Regions from separate parts of the Homo sapiens genome. Here region 2 is linked to region 1. A link is a loop called in an ENCODE intact Hi-C map of the cell type or tissue named here. Cell type or tissue: PC-3. All regions are shown on one strand. Links, peaks and the distances in the headings refer to the core of each region. The heading gives the core; the rest is flanking DNA. Region 1 overlaps THSD4 (thrombospondin type 1 domain containing 4). Region 2 overlaps THSD4 (thrombospondin type 1 domain containing 4).

What was found. Hi-C counts contacts between places; a loop is a spot of excess contacts. Peaks named below come from ENCODE experiments on the same cell type or tissue, not always from the same donor. Only the 100,000 strongest peaks of a DNase experiment are listed, where the experiment ranks them.
Region 2: a loop joins it to region 1, with 2.5 times the contacts of the local background. A loop is called at or near these places in 6 of 110 quality-filtered maps.

Annotation. Positions count from the first base shown.
Region 1 is chr15:71,445,805-71,451,187 of GRCh38, forward strand. All of the region lies in intron 7 of THSD4 (thrombospondin type 1 domain containing 4), which reads left to right. Among named protein-coding and RNA genes, the nearest start is that of THSD4-AS2, 240 kb to the right of the region's middle. In PC-3, for the core only: CTCF peaks have their summits at 2,979 (motif pointing right) and 3,190; DNase peaks (open chromatin) are centred at 1,717 and 2,997; H3K4me3 peaks cover 1,124 bases; H3K27ac peaks cover 3,492 bases.
Region 2 is chr15:71,509,273-71,514,655 of GRCh38, forward strand. The region is part of intron 7 of THSD4 (thrombospondin type 1 domain containing 4); the gene reads left to right. All of the region lies in intron 2 of LOC107984716 (a long non-coding RNA gene), which reads right to left. Among named protein-coding and RNA genes, the nearest start is that of THSD4-AS2, 180 kb to the right of the region's middle. In PC-3, for the core only: no CTCF peak of the experiment used is centred there; no DNase peak of the experiment used is centred there.

The DNA of each region.
Region 1 (5,383 bases), core at 249-5,248:
GTAGAATTCAAATGTTATCCATGACGGGATATGAAATCCTTACGATGTGCTTTGCTTTTTTTGTACATCAAAGCATTAAGCATGGGACAAATTTTGCTGAGCTTAATTGTGGAGATGAGTCCATGTTTTACACCATTTAGCAAAATGCAGTTGCAAGATCGCTCTGCCTAATTGTCTAACAGGGACTTCAAACCTTGAGATAATTAAGACTGAATTTATTTCCTTCAACTCTCCCAAAAGAAAATAACTTTGGATACTTTCTTCTGTATCTCCATGAACAACATCTAACTAATCACCCAGGCCAGAAATATAAATGTCAATATCAATTCCGCTTTCCATCCCCTGACTCTATCCCATAGTGAAACTGTCCCAAGGAAACTACCTCCTTAGTAGTTCTCTCTACTTTGTTCTTTGTTCTTCTTCCCGCCATCACTTCCTTTCTTTAAACCTTCATCATTAGTTGTGTAGATAAGTATAGCAACCACTTTAATGGTCTTCCTTTATTTAGCATTGCCCTTTCTTATACAGAATTGCCAGTGTCGTCTTGTAAAATAGGAATCAAAATGTGTCACTCTCCTGTAAAACTTCCAGTAATTCCTCCACGGTCTTTAGGTCTCTGTTTAGTTCTACAGTGTTGTTTTATCACACTACTATCTTACCTTATACGTTGGTCTTGAATACCTCTAGTTTTCCAAACAAGTCATCTTTTGTCATTTTTCTCAGTGCTTTAGTATATTCTGCTGCTTCTGCCTAGAATGCCTTACATAGCAGGATATTTTTGGCTGCAGGTAACAGAAAATCCAATGCAAAGGCTTAAACACTAAGAGTTTAAGCACATAAAGATGGGTGTCTGGTGGTTCTAGGGCTGATTAATGGCAGCAATTCGGTAGTGTCATCAAGGACAAGTTTCTCTTCATTTTTTCTCTCTGCCAAACTCTGTGTGGCCTCCTCAGGGTCACTTCCCTCCAGTTTTCAGGATGTCTGCCACAGATCTGAGCATCTCGGGAAGACATGAAGTCCAGCAGGAGGAGGAGCCTATTCTTTCTTGTGCATGCTCTTTAAGAGTCAGGGACATGTTTCTAGAAGCCCTCAAAGAAAAACTTGTCTTTTGTCTTAGTAGTGAAAACTGAGTCTCATGCTCATCTGTAGCCTGTCACTGGCACAGGGATTTAAAGAAGTCAGGGGAGTGGGCCGGGGGAGACAAGGACACAGGAATGAAAACGAAGGCACTGTTAGCATGGAGGAAGGGGGAAGTGCCCAGTGGGTTTGCAAACAACAGTGTCCTCTGTTGCCCTCTTCCCTCCATTTTTTTTGTTTTTTTTTTTTTTTTTTTTGGAGACAGAATCTCACTCTGTCGCCAGGCTGGAGTGCAGTGATGCGATCACGGCTCACTGCAATCTCCACCTCTTGGGTTCAAGGAATTCTCCTGCCTCAGCCTCCCTAGTAGCTGGGACTACAGGCATGTGCCACCTCGCCCAGCTAATTTTTGTATTTTTAGTAGAGACAGGGTTTCACCATGTTGGACAGGATTGTCTTGATCTCTTGACCTCGTGATCCGCCACCTTGGCTTCCCACCTTGGCTTCCCAAAGTGCAAGGATTACAGGCATGAGCCACCACGCCCAGCCCTTTCCTCCTCTTTGCCAGGCTAATTGTTGAATACTCAGCTAATGAGTCACCCTCGGAGAGACTTCTCTGACCACCTCTCTTCCTTTTGATGCCTTCTGACAAGTTAATACAGCTATAGAATTTATCCTACCAGACCACAAGTGCCTCGAGGTAGGACTGTCTTTTAGTATCTGTCATAGTTACTGGCACATAGCTACAGGCATATGTGCTAATATTTGTTGAATATAAAAATAAAAGACAAAACCTGAGTTGTGTCAATTAGCGATGACATTCTCCTTGCCACAGAAACCCTAGAGTGGTTTAACCAAAAGAGATACTGTTTTTCTCATGGAACAACTCCAGAGGAAGAGGTCCTGGGCTAATAAACATGCACTTACAATTCATCACAGGCTTGGGAGCCTTCTAGAGTCTTGTTCTGCTCTCCTTGGCATGTCACTGCATGTTCTCATGAACACATCCTGGCTCTTCCACCTCCTGAGTCCATGTTCCAGGCAAAAAGAAGGACTAAAGGTACAGGTTACTTGTCAATTGAATCTGTGGCTTTTCCTCTGGTAAACAGTAGCTTTCTCGGCAGCTCTGCTTACTTGACTTCTGGTTATATCCCATGAGCCAGGCACAGATCTGGTTTTACGGGACAATGCCAAAACAAACATTGTCAGGGTTCTGTTAGGGTCACAAGAAGATTTACTCTATTTCTTGTTCTGTCTGCCTGCTTGAAACAATAGCAGCCATTAAAAGTTGTTATGTGGAAGTCTTGTATTATATACTAGAAATGGGCCTTGTAAGAATGACTTGTATCATATTGTCCACATCCTCATTGAGAATATTAAGAAGACAATGTTGAGAAGACTGACGCCCAGAGAAATGTCATTTGCCCAAGGCAAAATCAAATATTTTGGTGGCAGAGACTGCTTAGGAAACAACCGGTCCTTATCTCAAGTCTAACTCCCTTAACATTTGGGGGCATTTCATAATTTGATCTTGAGGTAATAGATATTAGATGTATTAACTTCTTTTTCCAGCCTTACATAACAAAGTCTTCAGAAACAGAAACCGTATTTGCGTGGTTTGCTGTAAGTAATGCCTAGTATGGAGTCATGTAATGATTCTTTTAAATTTAAATTTAAATTATTGATTTTTGTGGATACATAGTAGGTATATTATGGGGTACATGAGATGTTTTGATACAGACATGCAACGTGAAGCAAGCACATCATGGAGAATGGGGTATCCATCCCTGAGTCCTGTAATGATCTTAATGCAGTCCTTCCTGCTTTCTCTGCAGGGACTTTTAGGAAGATGTAGGAAGGAATGATTTGTCCACTGTGGCTGCAGTTACCTCCATTAACTCTAGATGGCACTCATGCATTGATTGGGAAACCAGTCACTGATAATATTAACTGCCTGGTAGAAACTGACAAATTCTTCAGTCAGGGTGGTGAAAAGTTAAATATAGGTGGCTCCCAGGCATGGCTGGGTGAATAGATTGGTCAAAGGAGAAGTGGTGAAAACTGGGGACTGGCTGTAAACACATTTCATGAGTACATACAAACCCCCTTGCCTTCTGTTCATTCTCCCTCACAGCAGCCAAAGTGGGCAAACCAGAAAATGGACTGGCCAGCCTTACCAGTGTGCCTGTCTGACCAGCGGGCGACCTGGTCACTGCCCCAGAGGGTCAAGGGAAACCTATTCTCCTTGGCCACATTCCTTGAGATGGTGATCACAGAGGACACTCAGTTGCCACATCAGGACTTTGATATTCAGATGGAAAAGGCTTATATGTTGATTTGAGTTAGTAATTAGGGCTTTTAAACTGCTCTTGTCGACATAAACACATACACTATTATTCAGTACTTCTGGTTTAAAACTCTTGTTCCACTGAACACATTATTTGGGGGTACATTGATACTGTTTCTATGTGGCATTTCAGACACTGGTGAAGAACATGAGCTTTGGAGTCAGACTTGGGTTGCTGTCTGGGTTCCATCACCTACTAACTATTGTGTGGTCTTGGGCAGGTTAATTAACCTCTCTGCGCCTCAGAAAATATGGAGGTGATAATAAAACCTACTTCACAGAGTCATTGTGAAGATGGAGATAATTCTGTGTAGTACTTACAGTGCCTGCTACTCTGTAAGTACTAAAAATACAATCAGCTGTTATTTTTATTACCATGTAATCTAAAGACATGAAAGTCACACAGGACAATGATGATAATCGGTTGTCCCCATCCTGTGTAGACATTTTATAGTCACTTTAGCCTGGGTTGTAAAGTGTTGGGAGCAAAATGAGAAGTAAAATTTAACAGTTCAAGTGAAAATAGCGTTTGAGAAGTAAGTAGATTTAATTGGGAGAAAATTGATTTATACCCAATATGCAGGCCCAACTACTAGAAAATGAAAAGCAGTCATCTTAATACCAATTGTTATCCACCTAGTTCCTTGGGTAGCTTTTACCACAAATTCATGATAGAATTTGTAGACAGGAACAAAAAACTACTTAGGATTAAAAGTAGGAAAAGAAACTACTTCCCATATTAAGGTCCTATGACAATGCAAAGAGGTGGATTGGGACTCTGGCCTAGGGCAGCTGTCCAGGGTGGACACGGATGGCCATAGGAGTTGTGATGTGCAAACGAAGGAACAAGGGAAGGAGGGATTGTGTGGGACAAATATATAAATCCAGCAGTGTGTGTTTGAAAACTCAAGGATGGCAGACCTGTTGCTTCTTTCACTAACCCGCTGCGCCTTGAGTCATTGTAGTTAGTGAATTGGGTGGCTGCGTGTCCATATGCCTCATTTGACTGGCATAGCTGCCTGGAGGAAGCTTAGGCCTGGAAAAAAGTGGAGACTCATGCTCTGGGTGCCTGGTGATTGTAGGCCCAGGTGAGAATAATGCAGGCAATTGAAGATTTTTTTTTTTCTTGCTCTAATTTTCACCTGAGAGCTATGCCCACTCAGAGAGGGTTGGGGGAGAGTAGAACAGGAAAGAAACAGAAGACACTTTGGGTTTGGGCTCAGAAGATTCAGCTCACATCCAGCTTCTATCACTTACAAGTTGTGTGCTCATTCACAAGTTGCTGCTGCTCTCCAGGTTTCAGTTTTCTCATCTGCAAAATGGAAATAATAATTCTTATAGCATCCAAGGTTATGTAACAAGTATAAATTAGTGACAAATTGGAGTCTGTGGAGGTGTAACTTTGCTCATAACTCAGCTCAAATTGTTCACAAGCCCCCATTTCACTTGGTAGTGTAGGGGAGGGAAATGTGGCTTGCCCCTCACCCTTCTAGGTTCCTTGGCTGGGCTATGAATTAAATTGACATAAGACAGATTAACAGGAGGAAAGCCACATTTAATTATATAAGTACACACGGGAGCCCCACAAAATATGAGACTCAAAGAAGGGTCAGATGACTGAAGCCTATATTGCATCCTGAGCTACAGAAAGGAATAGTGGGGCTAGGAGCCGGGCGTGGCGGCATACTCCTGTAATCTCAGCACTTTGGGAGGCCAGAGCGGATGGATTGCTTGAGGTCAGGAGTTTGAGACCAGCCTGGTCAACATGGCGAAACACCGTCTCCACTAAAAATGCAGAGATTGGCCAGACATGGTGGCACACACCTATAATCCCAGCTACTCAGGAGGCTGAAGTGGGAGAATCACTTAAACCCGGGAGGCAGAGGTTGCAGTGAGCCAAGGTCACAACACTGCACTCCAGCCTGGGCAACAGAGCAAGACTCCCTCTCAAAGAAAAAA
Region 2 (5,383 bases), core at 191-5,190, 63 kb after region 1:
ATTGCAAACACACTGCATGTGGAATATGTCTGGACCTCTCTGCATTGCCCCTGTGGACTTGGAGACAAGGGGAACCGACTGCAAACACTGATATCCATGCTACTTGCTGTGCCATGAGTAATAAAGTCCTTTGTCTCATTATCCAAGATTCTCTGCTAGTATCCATGAAACCATGATAGATTAACTCATTAGCTTGTAAGTAAGTGGAGTAAAATCAACCCCCAGGCCAAGTAATGATTACATGTTAGTTATACAATGGTAGATGAGCAGCAAGGGCATTTCGACTTCAAGAAGCAAAGCATCTAACTTAATTTTACACAGCTAGTGGCAGAGCTAGAAATCAAACCTGGGTCTGTTGGACTCCAAATCCCACATATTTTATTGGCTGCTTTCACCATACTGTATCTTGCAGGCAGTAGGAACCATTTGATATGAAATTAATAAAGAACCTCAAATGGACTCTTCATTTTAAAAAGTGGTGGATCCTAGGTAGGTGTTAAGTCTGAAGCTACTTTCCCCAGGAAAGTTTGCCATCTGTTACCTATTTGGAGAATTTCTCTACCAAGCTACCCAACTGGTTTATTTAGATTGAATGATGAAAACATTTAAATCTGGTTGTTGTAGTGTTTCATTGGCTTTAAAAAGAATTTTTTTTCTCCAGCAGGCTCTAGTGCATAACTATTGTCGATATTTTTAAAAATGAAATGAATACAGTAGGAATCATTCTAATATCCATATTGGCAGAAGTTAGAAGCTTTTCATGCTGGAACGAAGAGGAGGTAATGAATAACCCTAGAGCTGTGTGTCGCTGCTCTACTGGGGCAAGATACATTTTATTAAAAACAGAACTTTGCCCATTGGTAGAAAGTTGTTGCATTGATAGAACACCCAATGCGCTTGCCACTAGCGCTCAGCACAGTGTCTAGTGTCTGGTAAACACTCAGTAATTGGTAGATTTTATTATGACTTGGTACTCGGTAAATGTTTTCCCAGTGAATGACAGCTGTTTGTTCATCCTTCACTTATTTTGTATTTATTGAGTGCCTACTGAAAGGACAAATCTATACTAGGCACTGAGGCTACAGCTGCAAACAAGGCAAAAGTGCCTGCCCTCATGGAGCTTATCTTTCAGAGGGGAGATTGATAATAAATGCACGGACATAGAATATCAGTGACCATAGCTGCTCTGAAGAAAAGTTGAATAGGAGAAACAGGCTGGAGAGAAAGATGGTGTGAGTGGGCTCTTCTAGATTCTGTGATCAGGGAGGTCCTTGCTTGGTTAGGACGTCTACAGAGTGACCTGAATACAGCATGGGAGCAAACAGCAGGGAGATGTGGCAATGCTGCTGCCTGGATTAGGGCAAAGCATGAGATGGACCTGAAGACAAACCAGGTTTTCTTCGTAGCCCAGCCTCATGTTCTGTTACGGACCACGGTCTCTCTACAGACCTTAACTCACCTGTAGTCTGGGGATAAACCTCATGCTTAACAACAGCAGGTAGAGTCTTTGGCATTGTGAAGGATAATTAAAAGTCTCATTATTTACCTCAGATTGCCATCAAAGAAGTAGAATCATTCTTTTTGCTTGAATGTGACAGTATTGCTATATGCTAGGCTCTTATATAAGAGGATGGGTGAGCTCACGTTTGGCGGTGTGGTCGAGTGATGTTTTGTGTGAGAGGATGGATGACCTCACGTTTGGCGGTGTGGTCGAGTGATGTTTTGTATGAGAGGATGGCTGAGCTTATGTTTGGTGATGTGATAAAGAGATGTTTTGCTGTAAGGGTCAAGGGGAGAAGTCTGAGTACAGAGCAAGATAAAGAAAATGTGGCTTCTGTCTTCAGCAGAGCCAATCAAATGGAAAGGGCACCAAATAATGGGAAACAGAGAGAACAAAGAGGAAGGGGGAAGAGAGTTGGACTGTTTGTGGCCTGTGTGTGGAACTGGTAACCAAGTTGGTCTTGAGGGACGTTTTAACAGACATTTGGTATTGGACTGAGGCAGAGTTTGGGGATGTCTCCACCAGCTTCTCTTTCTCAGATTTGGTTTAGGGGCCTGAAGAAGGAATAATAGATTCTCTCCCCTGCTACAGCTGAAGTGGGGAATAAAGGTGGGAGGATTCAGAGACTTTTCAAAGGCCAAGGTGTTCACTCTGAATTGAACACCACAGATTTTTGTTGTTGTTTTTCCTTCCTCCCAGGAAAAAGGAAAAAGATTTACTTTCACTACAAATATTTAAGGATCTGTTGAGTTCATTTTCACAAAAGAATTAAAACGTGGGAAAACCAAATTTCCCCCCTCCCACTGCTTTTGTTTTGGCTTTTGCTTAATTTTGTAACATTAATTCTTTGATCCTTCCAACCACAAATCATTTAAGTGACTTTGATTAAGTAATCACTTAACTTCCCAAATTCTTTGTATCATGATTGTATTTCTTGTCATATTTTATACAATTATAATGAGGTTTTACAAAGCAGGTTCAGATGCCAGCGCACCTGGGCTCCTCCTGGCGCACTGCGATTTAAAGCAAGTTATTTCACCTCTCAGGGCTTAGCTTTAGCATCGATAAGAAAAGCTTGGTATTTAATACACATCCCCCACAGAGACGGTGTCGGGAATTTTATTCAGTTAGTGTTTATAAAGGATCTTTATTGGCAACCCTAGGGAGGGTGATATACATGAATATTTTAATATGCAATGAACAATCTGCTGTTTGGGCCATCTAGGCAATGTTATGTAATGACCTATTATTTTGGCTTCATATCCCCTACAGAGACCTTTCTCTGGCTTCTCTGGAGACCGAGTTTTGTTGTTATCCCAGCAGCTAAGAAATCAGGGGGTAACCGCCCAGGCTGAACACATGGCAAATTCTATGCCTAATGTGTTCTTCTTTGGTGTGGAGGTTCCGATGATGTCTGCACAGGCCTGGGCAGCAACTTCCAATGTTTTGAGGGTTAATGCAAATCTGTGAAATACGAAACCTCCAGTGTAGCTCACAGGTTTTCTCAAAAATGCTAGCAAATTACCCTTAATTTTGCTCACTGTACAGCTTTATTAGGAGTACTGGTTGACTCCCACTGAGATTTATGCATTGCTGCATTGCAAAGGTTGAACCACTTCAGCCCGGCAGCGTTTTCCTGTGACCCCTGCGTTTACAATAACTATTAAAGACGACAGTAAAACATATATAATGGACATGGTTCAAATATTTCCCACTGCTTCTGAAATGATTATTTCTCCACAAGAGCAAAAGACCAGTGAAATCTGGGCTTAAGGCGAGGCAGCAACAAAAACCACGGGTTTTTAAGTTTAAGCTAATATTTAACATAGGATAAGGACTACTGGTAAATATTGATTTATCTTCTCTCCTATTCCCCTGGGGGCTTAATCTCGCCGCTCAGAACATTAAACAATTGTTTATTTTTCCACCAGTATTATAAAAACAATACTAGAATTCTTTTCCTTTTTTTTCTTTTTTTTAAGAAATAAAAAGTATCCAGTATCCCAGCAGGACAGAGCAACTGCGTAAGTGTTGAGTGAAACATCCATACGAGAGTAGGGCTTGTGGTAGCTCTGTTTTTTACAGGGACTTGCTTCTTTGCCTGGTCAGGACACAGATTTTTAGCTGCAATAATACTTGAAGGAGTTCTTTTAACTCTAGAAAATGAAAACATACATCTTGGTGCAGGAAGCTCAAAACCCAGTGTTTTACGAATAAGGAAATCAACAGAGATCAGAGCAAAGAAATTGATCCAAAATTTAAGCAAGGGCTCAGGAATGATAATCATGACACAGCTGATGAGTAGTGTTGAAGAAGATGCAGAATCAGAGGAATCTCATGGGAGACCAGACATCCACACACCACTTCTAGAGGCTTTCCAAGATGGCGTGAGCCGAGAGCTTCCTGTCATCTCTGTACTTAGGAAATGTGCCATCCTTGCATTGCCCTTAGCCTCAGTTTTACTGTTCCTTGTACATAGCGGGATTGTTACTTCCATCAAGCAAAGCAGTCCTTAAGTTTCATAGACTGTTACAGCATTGTCTAATTGGCTCCTCACCCTGTTTCAGATAGGTTAGGAAAGTATCTTTAAAACCACTTTATATGTCAAAGGACTTGTATTTAGAATATGGAAAGAACTCAATAAGACTAACAACTTAATAAAATGGGCAAAAGGCTTAAATTGACATTTAGCAAAAAAGATATATGAAGGGCCAATAATTACATGAAGGTGGTCAACATCATAAATCATCAGGAAAATGCAAACGAAAACCTCCTTGCAGAACCACTAATGCTACTTTATTCTCAATACCAAGGTGAGGATGAGAGACTGAAACACTCACACATTGCTGATGGGCGTGTAAAATGGTACAACCACTTTGGACAACTGACCCAGCAATGAAATTGCTGGGTATTTACTCAGGAGAAATCAAAATACAGACACAGAGGACTTGAACATGAATATTATTAGCAGCTCTATTCGTAGTAGCTCAAAACTGGAAACAACGCAAACATCTATCAATAGGTAAATAGATAAGTTGTGGCTTCTGCATGCAATAGATATACTCAGCAACAAAAAACAAACTATTGATTCAACACCATGGATGAGTCTCAGAAACATTATGTTGATCAAAAGAAGCCAAACACACAAGAATTGATCTGTAACATTCCATTTATATGCAGCTCTAGGAGAGGTGGAACTATGATGATGAAAGTCAGAAAGTAGTTGCCTCCATTTAGGGAAATTGACTTACTTGTTTACTTGCTTTATTTAGGGAAATTGACTTACTTGCTTAAGTAAATGGGTGAGCCAGTGCTTGAACTCAGGCCAACAGATCTCAGGGCTAGGGCCCCACTGGCTACATCACACTCTCTCAGCATAGAAGGAAGGTGAGGAAGAACGAGGCACAGCAGCTGGGGAGCAGAAGGAAGGCAGGTAAGGTATCAGGAGAAAGGAAAGGCAGAAGTCACTGAGGTCACATTTCTGTCCTGGGCATAAGGCTCATAATGGCACCTGTGATGGAAAGAGGCCCTTCCATCGTGGCCACCTGCAGAAGTAATTAGGAGGGCTTGACAGATGTGGGAGAGAGAAGCATCATCATCCAACTGGTGGAGCCTGCCAGTAGAGAAGGTATTAAAGTTATTCTCTTGTTGGTATCCAAATGGGATTTTTATCATCATAGTCCCACCTCTCCTAGAGCTGCATATAAATGGAATGTTACAAATCAATTCTTGTGTGTTTGGCCTCTTTTGATCAACATAATGTTTCTGAGATCCATCCATGGTATTGAATCAGTTTGTTTTTTGTTGCTGAGTAAACAATAAACTTGTTTTATTCGTAAGATCTTTTAAAAATTCTTCATGACATAATTAATACATATACAC